2 separate regions of the Homo sapiens genome follow, and region 2 is linked to region 1. Evidence: chromatin loops called from intact Hi-C (ENCODE). Cell type or tissue: sigmoid colon. All regions are shown on one strand. Links, peaks and the distances in the headings refer to the core of each region. The heading gives the core; the rest is flanking DNA.

Region 1 (7,425 bases), core at 3,013-5,512:
ACTGGATCCCTTCCTTACACCTTATACAAAAATTAATTCAAGATGGATTAAAGACTTAAATGTTAGACCTAAAACCATAAAAACCATAGAAGAAAACCTAGGCAATACCATTCAGGACCTAGGCATGGGCAAGGACTTCATGTCTAAAACACCAAAAGCAATGGCAACAAAAGCCAAAATTGACAAATGGGATCTAATTAAACTAAAGAGCTTCTGCGCAGCAAAAGAAACTACCATCAGAGTGAACAGACACCTACAAAATGGGAGAAAATTTTCGCAACCTGCTCATCTGACAAAGGGCTAATATCCAGAATCTACAATGAACTCAAACAAATTTACAAGAAAAAAACAAAAAACCCCATCAAAAAGTGGGCAAAGGATATGAACAGACACTTCTCAAAAGAAGACATTTATGCAGCCAAAAGACACATGAAAAGATGGTCATCATCACTGGCCATCAGAGAAATGCAAATCAAAACCACAATGATATACCATCTCACACCAGTTAGAATGGCAATCATTAAAAAGTCAGAAAACAACAGGTGCTGGAGAGGATGTGGAGAAATAGGAACACTTTTACACTGTTGGTGGGACTGTAAACTAGTTCAACCATTGTGGAAATCAGTGTGGCGATTTCTCAGGGATCTAGAACTAGAAATACCATTTGACCCAGCCATCCCATTACTGGGTATATACCCAAAGGACCATAAATCATGCTGCTATAAAGACACATGCACACATATGTTTATTGCGGCACTATTCACAATAGCAAAGACTTGGAACCAACTCAAATGTCCAACAATGATAGATTTGATTAAGAAAATGTGGCACATATACACCATGGAATACTATGCAGCCATAAAAAATGATGAGTTCATGTCCTTTGTAGGGACATGGATGAAATTGGAAATCATCATTCTCAGTAAACTATTGCAAGGGCGAAAAACCAAACACCGCATGTTCTCACTCATAGATGGGAATTGAACAATGAGAACACATGGACACAGGAAGGGGAACATCACACTCTGGGGACTGTTTTGGGGTGGGGGGAGGGGGGAGGGATAGCATTAGGAGATATACCTAATGCTAAATGACAAGTTAATGGATGCAGCACACCAGCATGGCACATGTATACATATGTAACTAACCTGCACATTGTGCACATGTACCCTAAAACTTAAAGTATAATAATAATAAAAATATTAAAAAAGACAAATAATTAAATAATTTAAATATTTTTTAAAAAACAGAAATAGACAAATTTGCCACTGTTTTCAAGTTTTCTTTTCTTTTTTCTTCCTTTTTTTTTTTTTGAGATGGAGTCTCACTCTGTCACCCAGGCTGGAGTGCAGTGGCACAGTCTCTGCTCACTGCAACCTCCACCTCCCAGGTTCAAAAGATTGTATATGCCTCAGCCACCTGAGTAGCTGGCATTACAGATGCATGCCACCACGCCTGGCTAATTTTTGTGTTTTTAGTAGAGACAGGGTTTCACCATGTTGGCCAGGCTGGTCTTGAACCCCTGGCTTCAAGTCATCTGCCTGTCTCAGCCTCCCAAAGTGCTGGAATTACAAGCATGAGCCACTGCCCCTGGCTTTTTTCAAGTTTCTAAATATTAACTTTTTATGGAGAGACTGTTTAACTCTGTCATGAAAACTATTTCACCTCTGTACAATGTAGAAGTAACCTGTAAACAAATCACTAATGGTATTCTTGTTTAACATTTAAAATAAGTTTTCTCTAAAATGGATAATCCTATAACAATAGTATCAATGACTATTTCTAAGCCTTCCCATGCAAGGTGCTATGCAAAATGCTTCATATGAATTATCTAATAGATCTGCATGAGGACAAATATTGAACTTCTATTAAAAATAAAGACATTGAAAACCAAAGTGTTTAGAATGCTGATAAGGCAAAATGATTTACTTTGTGCAGTTACCTTAGATAGAAAAAAATACCACAAAATAGCCAAATAAAATAAATGCAAATGGAAAGACACACACAGCTCACTACAGAGAGCACTGGTTATCAGCATCTTTCACTTAGTTCCATGAAGATATTTTTATTGACTGTCACGCATGGCTTAATGACAGGGATGGGTTCTAAGAGATGTGTTGTTTGGCAATTTCGTCATTGTGTGAACATCATAGAGTGTGCTTAACACAAGCATAGATGGTGTAGTCTGTTACACACCTAGGCTATATGGCACAACCTATTGCTCCTAGGCCACAAACCAGTCCAGCATGTTACTGTACTGAATACTGTAGGCAATTGTTACACAATTTGTATATTAAGTGTTTGTGTGTCTAAACATACCTAAACCTAGAAAATGTACAGTAAAAATATGGTGTAAAAGATAAAAAGTGGTATACCTGTATAAGGCATGTACCATAAATGAAGCTTGCAGGACTGGAAGTTGCTCTGGGTGAGTGAGTAGTGAGTGAGTGGCGAGTGAATGTGAAGGCCTAGGACATTACTGTCTACTACTGTAGACTTTATGTGTGCTGAATAGTATATGTAGGGATACTAGATTTATAACAAAATAGTTTTCTTTTTTCAATAATAAATTAACCTTAGCTTACTATAACTCTTTTCCTTTATAAACTGTTTAATTTTTTAAACTTTTTGACTTTTTTGTAATAATGCTTAGCTTGAAACACAAGCACATTCTACAGCTATATAAAAATTCCTTTCTCTCTCTTTTTTTTTTTTTTTTTTTTTTTAAGATGGAGTCTCGCTCTGTCTCCCAGACTGGAGTGCAGTGGTGCAATCTCGGCTCACTGCAAGCTCTGCCTCCCGGGTTCATGCCATTCTGCTGTCTTGGCTTCCCAAGTAGCTGTGACTACAGGTGCCCGCCACAACACCCAGCTAATTTTTTTTTTTTTTGTATTTTTAGTACAGACAGGGTTTTACCATGTTAGCCAGGATGGTCTCGATCTCCTGACCTCGTTATCTGCCTGCCTCAGCCTCCCAAAGTGCTGGGATTATAGGCAAAAATTCCTTTCTTTATATCTTTCTAAACTTTTTTTCTATTTTAAGAATATTTTATTTTTTACTTTTTAAACTTTTGTGTTAAAAACTAAGACATAAACACACATTAGTCTAGGGCTATACAAGGTCAGGATCATCAATATCACTGTCTTCCACCTCCATATCTTGGCCCATTGGAAGGTCTTCAGGGGCAATAACAAGCATCTCCTATGATAAAATGCCTTTTTCTGGAATCCCTCCTGAAAGGACTAGAAGGTTATTTTACAGTTAACTTGTTTTATGAGTAGAAGGAGAACACTCTATTATATTGATAAATGGTGACTCACACCGGTAATCCCAGCATTTTGGGAAACAGAGGAGAGAGGATCCCTTGAGCCCAGAAGTTCAAGACCAGCCTGGGCAACATAGCAAGACTTGTCTCTACACACACAAAAAAAGCCAGTCATGGTGGTGTGCCTGTAGTCTTAGCTACTTGGGAGGCTGAGGCAGGTGTATAGTTTGAGCCTAGGATTTCGAGGTTGCAGTGAGCTATGATTATGCCACTGCGCTCCAGCCTAGGTGACAAAGCAAGACCCTGTCTCTAATAAAAATAATAAAAATTTTAAAAAGTTAAAAAATAATGATAGAGTATAGTATATCAAATACATAAACCAATGATATAGTTGTATCAAGTATCATGTTTGTATAATTATATGTGCACTTTTATATGACTGGCGGCAAAGTAGGTTTGTTTACACCAGCACCACCACAAATACGTGAATAGTGCATTGTGCTATGAAGTTATGATGGCTACAATGCCACTAGATGATAGGAATTTTTCAGCTCCATTGTAATTGTATGAGACCATCTTTGTATTAAATATATGTGATCCGTCGTTGACTGAAACGTCACTATGCAGCATATGACTGTATTTTGAAAACAGAGATATATTGAGTTATCGCAGAAAACTTTAATAACACTGAAATGTATAGAAAATAGGCTGGGGATTAAATTACACTATTATTTTACATCCTCTGCAACGGAGGATGTTTCTCCTTTGTGTCAAGAAACCTCTGCGGTATTTGCAGCAGTAAATTTGTAGGTTGACTGTGTAGCTGAAAATTGTCACTAGGGGGCAGCCTATCACTGAAATGTGGATGATACTTCCTGCGTCATCTGATTTCAATGAGAAACTGGCCCAGGGAGTCACACGTTCTCGGCACAGCTTCTAAAGGAAAATTGATGCATCTATAAAATGTTGAATCAGCACAGTCACTCGGTGGTGAGTAAAGGAAGGAAAAAGTCTTGCATAATATTAAAAGCCCAGCATAAATCAATGGTTAGACATACAAATGTTGTGTGCTTTGATCACAAAACCTTTATGTGTGTGTGCTGAGCAGGAGAATATGGGCTACTGTCTTTTAAAACAGAGTCATAGTTTAACTTTTGTTATACACACACACACATACACACACACACTCTCTCTCTCTGTCTTGCTCACTCTCTTTCTCTTTCTCGCTCGCTCGCTCTCTCTCTTTCTCTCTGAATTAAAAGCCACCGTGCAGGTAAACATTTTACAATTGGGAAGGAAATTGAAACAAGTAGAAATTGATTAATTCCTTTAGCTCTTAAACCCTAGGTTTAAGCTGAGCGGAACGATGTGGTCTGGCAATTCCTCCCCTGCTTGGTGACTTTTGCTTGACCCTATATTTTCATCTATTGTTTTTCCTCTTTGCTACTCTTTCTCTTGCATTTTATATTCCTCAAGTGATCTCACCTAACAAAATCAACAGCCCCAGCTCTGAGGAGAGTCGTCGCTGTGTTTTCTTAACCGGGCTCTGAATGGTCTCAGAACATTACACAGAGGCAATATTTGAAATGTGATCCTGCCCAGTTCTCCTTTGAGCAGCAGAGCTGTCGGGTGCTATCGTATCTATGATCATTAAAGGCCTCTGAGAGCCCTAACGTCCCTGAGCGACTGGTGTGACCTTGTGTAGTCTGGGAACTGGAACAGAGCTAAGGTTGGCCTGACACACTGTCACCCAGGGCATGTGTGCAGCATAAGGTGGCCATGGAGATGCATGTAGAAACTTAGGAGCCATGCCCAAAAGCCCTTGATGCAAATGGAGCTTCAAAATGAAGAAAGATATAACTAATGCTAAATGACGAGTTAATGGGTGCAGCACACCAGCATGGCACATGTATACATGTGTAACTAACCTGCACATTGTACGCATGTACCCTAAAACTTAAAGTATAATAATAAAAAAATGAAGAAAGAAATCTATTAGACTGGAGGTAGGAATCCCCAGAAACTTAGGCCTACAGAATTAGCAGTCCAGTAAGGTAGAGGCTAGAACTTGCGGCAGTAGTAGGCATGGCTGGGTGTGGACTCTCTAACCAGACTAGGGTTTGAATCCTAGCTCTGTCTCCTGCTACCTGGATGACATTGGATAAGTTACTTAACGTCTCTGTGCTTTAGGTTTCTCCTCTGTAAAATGAGTGCTTGAAATACTGCCTGGCACATAATGCATTCAATGAAGGTTAGCTGTTATTATTAATGATACAGAGATGAGAGAAGGAAACTTAATGGAAATCTTAGTTTCCTCATCTGTGAAATGGGAGTAATAGTAGAATCCACTTTATAGATTATAGAAATATGGGAAGAATTATAGAGGTATCATAAGAATTATGGAGATGTTGGCCAGGCACAGTGGCTCATGCCTGTAATCCCAGCACTTTGGGAGGCCAAGGCGGGTGGATCACCTGAGGTCAGGAGTTCAAGACAAGCCTATAGAGAAACCCCATCTCTACTAAAAATACAAAAATTTGCTGGGCGTGGTGGTGCGCACCTGTAATCCCAGCTACTCGGGAGGCTGAGGCAGGAGAATCACTTGAACCCGGGAGGCAGATGTTGCAGTGAGCTGAGATTGCGCCATTACACTCCAGCCTGGGTGACAAGAGTGAAACTCCATCTAAAAAAAAAAAAAGAAAAGAATTATAGAGATGTTAATAAGAATTACTTGAGCTGTTATATAGGAAGTACTTGGACTAGTACCTGCCTATGGTAAGTGCTCAGTAAATGTTAACTATTATTGTTATTGTTATTAGAAACCTGAATGGAGATAATGCTACTTTCCACTGTAAAGGACTAAAAAGAGTTGTGAGGAATGAATGTTTTCAGTGCCTCATAAACACCCAGGATGCTCCATAAATGTCTATTTGTTTAATTACTTAGCTTGAGAATTCTGTTGCTGAGGTTGCTTAGTATCCATGAAACCTAATTTCAGCAACGGGAGCCTAGAGTTTAATAGCATTAGTCCCACAAAGCAGTGGGTCAACTGTTCTATGTCCTGAAACCTCTTGGATAATCTGAAGATATCTATGGATTCTTACCCCAGAGAAAACATACACCTGTTCACCATTTTGCATACACATTCAGGAGTCTTTAAGCACATCTTGAAGCCCATCCAGGGATTCTGTAGAAATCCATGGGTCCAGAGCTCAGAATTAAGAATTTCTATAATAGAAGAATGTAACTAAAAGAATTTTTTTTTTTTTTCTGAGGCAAGGTCTTACTCTGTCACCCAAGCTGGAGGGTGGTGGCATGATCTTGGCTTACTGCAACCTCTGCCTTCTGGGCTCAAGTGATCCTCCCACCTCAGCCTCCAGAGTAGCTGGGACTACAGGTGCACACCACCACATCTGGTTATTTTTGTGCTTTTATTTATAGTACAGACAGGATTTCACCATGTTGGCCAGGTTTGTCTTGAACTCCTGGCGTCAAGTGATCTGCCTACCTTGGCCTCCCAAAGTGGTGGGATTACAGGCGTGAGCCACTGCACCTGGCTGAAGGGATGATTCTTTACAGATTTTGTTATCAAGAATAGGGTTAGGAGGATGCCCCAAAGTCAGCAAAGCCCTTAAACCAGTGGTTCTCAAACTACTGGTGGTGGAAATTCAATAATAACCTGAGATACTCATTAAAATTAAGATCCTTGGGCTGTTTCACCAGATATTTTAGGTCAGTAGGTCTTCAGAATGTCATAGCCCAGAAAATCAAATTTTAGCATGCATCCTATTAATTTTTATGTAGGAGGCCCTTGAAGCACGCTTTGAAAACTGTTACCTTAGCTTTGGAAAAACTTAAATCAGGTCTTATAGCCATTGGGTTCTTAGTAACATAGAATTACAAAAGAAAAATTGACAGAAGTCACGTCCCTCTTAAAGCTCAGTATACCATTCATCTAAACAAAGTACCCAACAAACATGAAGAAGAGGAGTAAAACTGCAGCTCTCTGGAAGGGCCTGGTAGGACTGGGGAATAATTTTCTCAATGATAATTTTTCCTGAGAGACATAAGTTATACTACCAAAAAATTAGATGACAGGAGGCATTTTGATCTCAATCTCAATCATATTACAAACATAGTTGTCTACCTTCACTCCAAAG
Region 2 (7,425 bases), core at 1,879-4,378, 880 kb after region 1:
AACTTAAAAGATAGGAGAACAGTTAAGCAAATTTGTTTGGTTTTCTTAATTAGCAGAATGCCACATAATTTTGGCATACATCCTGGACTACTAAAATTTCTGGTAGATAGTACTGGCATCTCAGATTGGCCATTTTACTTTACTTTTAATTTCTGTCATGACATTCATTTTCTGCCTCTTGAATGAGCTCAATAAGGAAAAATTCCCACTTGGAAAAGATTTAAGGTAAACTGGATTTTTTTTTTTTTTCAAATTAAGAAAGGAGCTCTACTGAATGATAGACAAACTGTCACTGTGGATTTATTTACCTTTATCCTGCTGGTCCCTGAGCTACATAATGCTTCAGTCTCAGTTTCCTGATATTAATTTATGTTACTGTTACCACAATACATGGCCAGCAATCTTGACTATGTCGTTGTGAGAAAGGCCCCTTTAAAAGTATCAGTATCAGTTTGAACTGTGCAGAAATGTAATCTAGACATCCTTCATGCTCTCAGCAAAGAACCTATAGCCCCCTCATTACCATAATCAGGGCCATTCTATTCCCAAGGCAGCTGTGGGTACCTGCCTTGAAGTACGTTCAGCCTGTTGCAATCCTGCCCGTATCCGTTTGATAGGCACATTTGATGGTCAGTCCTGATTGACCACAACTGGAACTGTTCTTCTGGAACGTGAGTGAAAACGAAAACCTCACTTCATGAGAAAAAAAAAAACCTATGCCTCTCCTATTCTCATTCTGCAATATTGAAAACTCTAATTTACATATTAAAACTCAATACTACTTTGTTTTAAAAACAATCTCTTTTGGAATCTTGTTTAACCTAATGAATGACTCCTTTATCTGCAGATTTCTCAAAGGATGGTTCTGTTTCCTGCTCTCTGCAAGGAGAAAATGAATGTCTTATTACATTCCTAATAACTACAGATAATGAGGGGAAAACCATCATTCACAGCATCAATGAAAAAGGTGGGTGTTTTGCCTTCCATTGCCGATGGCAAATGATACTACACAGGAGAAGAGAAAGCAACCAGAAAATCGCTCTGGGTAGCATGCCAGGAAAGACATTTCCAAAATTTTGATGAAGTTTCTTAAAGTTTCCCAAGGATTGAAAGATGCCAGTTAGAAGGTTCAGTATGTTCCAGTGTCTCTTATTAAGACCAGATAAGGGTCGGGCACGGTGGCTCACACCTGTAATCCCAGCACTTTGGGAGGCCGAGGAGGGTGGGTCACTTGAGGTCAGGAGTTGGAGACCACCCTGGCCAACATGGTGAAACCCTGTCTCTACTAAAAATACAAAAATTAGCCGGGTATGGTGGCCTGCACCTATAATCCCAGCTACTTGGGAGGCTGAGGCAGGAGAATTGCTTGAGCCTGGGAGGTGTAGGTTGCGTTGATCCGAGATCGCGCCACTGCACAGAGTGAGACTCTGCCAAAAAAAAAAAAAAACAGCTAAGATGACTTGTAGTTGCAGCAGTCATCATCTTCCTGAAATCTGAAGATGATTGTGAACTTGGCCTTGAAGCTCAGGTATGCCGAGTGCCCCTGGAGTCTTGCTCTGGAAAAATCTCATGTAAATCAACTCCTTTGAAATGCATACATAAAATGAGTCTTGTGGCCGTTCATTAGGGAAACATAAGGAGAATCCTGCTGTATAAGGAGAAATTACTTTATAATACCAAAAAAGCCTGCCTGCTCATTATCTGTCTTACAAAATAAAATTCTCCAACTACACTCCCAACCCTCTGTGACTGTGGCAGTGACTTTAGCAAGTTATCTTGAAATCAAAGCCATCCCTTACAGTATTGATTCTATTGAAAAAAACGAGTTTCAAAAACAAAAACGAATTTCCAGAATAAGTCCTGCTTTTAATTCAGAGACTTTTGTATCTAGTTGGTGATTTTTTTTTTTTCAGTGAAACATGCCTTGGCTAAATGCCTCCTCATTACTGAGCTGTTGTCTGTTCTTTTATTCTTCCACACAATAAGAGTGGCACCACAACATGCCATTCTGCAGAGCACGCACAGATGCCCTGATGCTTTTTATTATGGCGTGTTATTATCCCCATGCTTTTGTAGTAGGGAAAAGTGAGGGGAAACATAACCTCCCGGAGGCTTAACAAGAGTCACCTGACAGCCTCCAGGCTCCCTCTTCCTCAACAAATGTCCGCATGGTTGGGTAGGCCTGGCACTTCCAGGGGCCAGCAGAGCAGAACCTGTCCCCAGAGGTCCATGGTCCCTCCTGTCTCCCGTCTCACAGCTTTCAGACTAGAAAATCCCAGGGTGGCCTGGTGGAGGCTTGGGTAGAAGAGGCAAACTGAGAAGTGAGAAAGGGGCTGATCCCCAGGGTCCTCTAAGCAAATTGAAAAAAAGAACTGAGTGAAGGGTCGCCACCAGGGTGCTTGTGGACACAGGTGGCTTCTTTCATCTTCTTTCTTTCCCCCACAGTCCGGAGGGACTTCCAGAGCATAAGAGCCACAACAGAGTCAAGGAATGATAGGCGGGAAGGCTTCCTGGCTGGAAAGTACCAGCTAGGGTAGATGCTATACCCACAGGTTCCAACTTGGAGGCTCCAGGCCCTTGAGGTGATGAGGATAGAAAAGGGGAAAGAGTGCTGTATTTGCTGTAACAATAGTAATATTAATTATTATAATAGCAGCTCTCATTTTTTGAGCCCTAATACCATTTGCCAGATGTTGTTTTATATATTTTACATGTATTAATTCGCTTAATATTCTTAACAACCATATAAAACAGGTACCACTATTATTTTCATTTTAAAGGTAAGGAAATTGAGGCATAGAGACATTAAATAATTTTCTAGGTCTGGCAGTAATTACGTGCCAGAGCTAGTTGGAGGAGCTCTGGCAGCCTGGCCTGGAGCCCCTGCTCTGAACCACTGTGCTCTACTGCCTCCTACTGGCTGTACAATCATCATAACTATCTGAATCACAAAAAGATGTTAGATCAGCATCATCCGACAGAACTGTTAGGCAAACCCTATATGTAATTTAAAATTTTCTAGTAATTACATTAAAAAGTAAAAGAAACAGGTAAAATGAATTTTATTTACGATGTTATCCAAAATATTGTCATTTCAACGTGTAATCAGTATAAAAGCTGAGATATTTTACATTTTTTTCATGCCAAGTGTTCAAAATCAGTGTGTATTTCACCCTTACAGCATAAGCTACTTGGGAAAAGTCACATTTCAAGCACTCAATATGCACATTGAGCTACCAGATTGTGCAACGCATGTAGCACAGTTAGATACTCAGGACCTTAGAAGTAGGTGCTGCACCAACCTGGACTCGATGGGCCACATTGCCCACAGTGATAGAGGTGACCCTCTTCTTCCACGTAGAAATCCATTTTCAGTCTGAGCATCTCAAGAAACATCCAAGTATGAAAAGTGATGATCTCTATTGTGTAAGACCTGCTCTGGCACTTGGGCCAACATCTTTAATTGAGAAATGTACAATTCCTGAGGACTTTCAGTTCTTAAAATAATTATCTCTGCCAGACCGCACCCATTTCTTCTTTAGTCCCTCCTGGAGAACCCTCCTAATTCATGTCTAGGTGCAGGATTGTAGCAAGCTTCATCTTGCTTTGAACAGGAACATACTATGCCCCACCCCAGGCATTTCTTAGCCAAAGATGTAGCCAGTATATATTCTCATGACACAGGCCTGCCGCTTTATTTGCAGGAATGTGCTCACCTATTAGAGGCAGCTATGGTTCATTTGCTATGCGAGAATATAGTCTTTAGATCTTCATACAGTAATAGCTATGTCATTAGCTCCTTTACTTATTTCTGCATAATCTCTTTACATGGTTTCTTGGCCAAAGAACAAAAGTGTGTGAGGCCAGGCATCATGCTGTTAGTGGGTAATTAGCCCCACTCAGATTCACATCAACTCCAGATCCTTACCTTAAAGACAGCATGACTAGTCATATGTGTATAACTCTCCTTATTAAATATCTAAAAGCAGTAAGACTTAGGATAAACTAAACATCATTCATTTCCTCCCCAGATCCCATGGATTTTGCCTCATTTCTTGCAGAGAGATGCAGATATCTAATGATAATTTTATGTGGGATTTTTTTTCCATGAAAGTAAGAGGAGAACATAATTATAATGTTTCATTAAGAAATGTATCATCTCCTAGGCATATTGCAAGGACTATTAGTCATTCTGCTGTGAATTAGGAAACGTACTGTATAATTGCAAAATTACATTAATATCTTCAATACAGTCAAAATAACATTTCATAGAATATTCAAGTTGAAAGTACCCTACAGAACATCTAATTTCCCAGACTTGCTTGAGGATAAGAATAATTTAGAATATTTAATAACACAGAATCGGTGGCTTATCCAAGACCCACTGAATCAGAATATTGGGGAAGGGGTCCAGGAAGCTGTGTTAGTAAGCAAGAACAGTTCAGCTTATTGGTATCATCAGAAAAGGTAAGGGAACACTGAACTTTGTTTTACAGAGGAAGGGCCTGGGGCTCAGAGAGGTCAAGGGACTGGATCACATTCACACAGCTACTGTACATCAGATGGGAATTGAATCTACCTCTCCTGAATCTAGTCTAGGAACTTCCCCAAAACCAGACTACTGCATTAGGGTTCAACAAAACAGAACTGAAACCCATCATTGTCTTCTGTCTATAAAGAAAGAAGGAAATAGTAATTTTTTCCAAGGGATAGGTTTTTATATAACTTTTAATATAGTCTTCTAGACTCCCCATGATTCAAGAAGGTCCATGAAAAACTGATGACATGCAGCACACACACACACACACACACACACACACACACACACACACTCCATTTCTGCTTTATCGTGAACTCAGAAGAGACCATGTTTAGTGATTAAACTAGTCTTTTTCTTAATCCTTTAAATATTCCATGTGCATTAATTATCACTCTTTTGGATTCTCTTTTAGAGTCAACCATCAAGTCTATATCCATTTACTTCAAATATCTAAATTCTTCCTTTATCTTTTGTTCTACTTTGAGGAATGCAGGGCTATTCTTCAACAAGTAACTCATTTTTAAAATTTAAGCAAGGCGAAAATGGTGTCAATATTTATCCTCTGCTGCAGAAAATGTAGATGAAAATCCAACAAGAAATGCCTTTCCGATGTCAAAATGTTGATTTTACCACCTTCTTATAATTTTCTTTATTTCTGCAGATTGTCCGAAGCCTCCAAACATTCCCATGATCATGTTAGGGGTTTCCCTGGCTATTCTTCTCATCGGGGTTGTCCTACTGTGCATCTGGAAGCTACTGGTGTCATTTCATGATCGTAAAGAAGTTGCCAAATTTGAAGCAGAACGATCAAAAGCCAAGTGGCAAACGGTATGTGGAAACTTAGGGCTACTCCTTGTCTAGGGGAGAAAGAGGCTGGTGGAAGAGATTGAGGGGCTCAGCTTTCTTCTGCTCTGGGAGTTCAAATGTCACATTTTTTCTCTCCCACTCTCGCCATGACTCCAACAGCTTTGATTTCTGTTCTGCTTCAGGGGCAAAGGTCCAGATGACCCTCATAGCTTATATTTGTCTTAGTGCGGTGGGGATTTCCACCACGATGAAGGGTCTCATGAGGCTCCTGAGACAGCTGCTTAGGGACATTGGGGAAGTATATTTTTACCCAGCGCTTCCTCACCACTAGGAGTATCCCTCAGGCCCCATTTGATAAAGCACGGGTGCTATATCTAAACATTTCCATAAATTGGTTATGTTATAATGAATGGAATAGTGTTCATAAATAGTACGATAATTCATGCCAATTTCTTTGGAAATACTTGTTTCTGATATAATAGGTTACAAAGCAAAATTGAGATGATTTTTAAAATGCCATGCAGTTATTTTTTCTGAATAACATAAATTTTAAACAGAGACCTGAAAAAAACCCCAAAAGTATTAACCTTTAAATACATAAACTCAACAGAAATAATTTAACTGCCTTCTCTTCACAAGAGGCAATCAGAAGGCAGGACTATAGTTTTCTGTGTTTCTTTTCCACAGGAGAGATAATTACATTTCTAGAGACCCATAGAAACAATTCCATAGTTTTAATTTCATCTCTCTATCTCTAATGGTGTGTCCAGGTATCTAACAGCAATTATCTTACATTGCTGATTCTAACAACAATGATATCACTGGAGAAAATACAGGTAGACGCAATGCTCCTTTGGATTTGTCCGCCCAAATAATTTGATGTTAACAATTTTTATAGCAATGCCTTCAACTCCTAAAGCAAATGGAATTTTCCATTTTTGATAAATTTATCTTGATAAGGGATGTTTCTGTTGTATGCGGTTATTCTAAATTAATGATAATACATGGTACAGGACAATGAACACTGAAAATTTTTATCTACTTTATCTTCCCATTAAAAATGCATTTAGATACAACAGCCAAATGCAATGTATGGATTTTGTTTGGATCGTGATTTGAACAGTCCACCTGTAAAAATACATTTTTAAAACAACTGGAAAAAGGCTGGGCATGGTGGCTCACACCGTAATCTTAGAACTTTGGGAGGCCAAGACAGGAGGATTGGATCACTTGAGCTCAGGAGTTCGAGTTGGGCAACATGGCAAAACCCATCCCTACAAAAAGAAATACAAAAATTAGCCAGGCATGGTGGTTCACACCTGTAGTCCCAGCTACTTGGGAGGCTAAGGCAGGAGGATCACTTGAGCCAGGAGGTCAAGGCTGCAGTGAGCCATGATCATGCCATTGCATTCCAGCCTAGGTGACAGAGTGAGCCCCAGTCTCCAAAATAAATAATAAATAAATACATAAAAAGACTGAAAAAAGATTAATACATGCTGGGTATTAGAATGATAGCAAATAAGTATGGTTAATTTGATTAGGTATGATAATGGCATGGTGACATTGCTAGAAAATATCCATATTTTTTAGAGATGCATACTGAAGGAGTGAAAGGAAATGAAAGCTGGGGTTCACTTTGAAATAATTCAGCCAAGAGAGTGGGATGGAGGGATAGTTGAAGCAGGTGTGGCAGAACTGTGATAACTGTGGAATCTGAGCGATGGGTCTTTGGAGGTTGGTTATATAGCTTTCCTCTTTTTGCGAATGTGTGTATTTTCCATAATTAAGCAAAATTCCTCAGGAGAAGATATAATTTACTCATCCCTAACAATGTAAAAGGTAAACAGGTTAGCTTGGTGACTTAGAACACAGTACTAATGAGCCCAAAGTTGTAGGACAGTTCACTTCACCTGACCCCTGGCCACAGATGTTATTTTTGACTTTCATCAACTCTCCAACAAATGCCTTGCCATGGTTAGAAGGGCAACCAGGTAAAAGAATATGGTTAAGTTGCCACAAAGGACAATAGCAGCAAGCCCCATGATATAATCCTGGTATTTCCATTTTGAAGAGCTAAA

The links. Hi-C counts contacts between places; a loop is a spot of excess contacts. Peaks named below come from ENCODE experiments on the same cell type or tissue, not always from the same donor. Only the 100,000 strongest peaks of a DNase experiment are listed, where the experiment ranks them.
Region 2: a loop joins it to region 1, with 9 times the contacts of the local background. A loop is called at or near these places in 72 of 110 quality-filtered maps.

What each region holds. Positions count from the first base shown.
Region 1 is chr2:160,991,274-160,998,698 of GRCh38, reverse strand. No RefSeq gene overlaps it. Among named protein-coding and RNA genes, the nearest start is that of TANK-AS1, 170 kb to the left of the region's middle. In sigmoid colon, for the core only: a CTCF peak has its summit at 4,099 (motif pointing right); a DNase peak (open chromatin) is centred at 4,148; H3K4me3 peaks cover 817 bases.
Region 2 is chr2:160,105,622-160,113,046 of GRCh38, reverse strand. It overlaps ITGB6 (integrin subunit beta 6), which reads left to right. Exons shown (of 15, transcript NM_000888.5): 13 at 848-967; 14 at 5,202-5,368. Among named protein-coding and RNA genes, the nearest start is that of PLA2R1, 47 kb to the right of the region's middle. RefSeq lists an enhancer at 382-451. In sigmoid colon, for the core only: a CTCF peak has its summit at 2,925 (motif pointing left); a DNase peak (open chromatin) is centred at 2,886.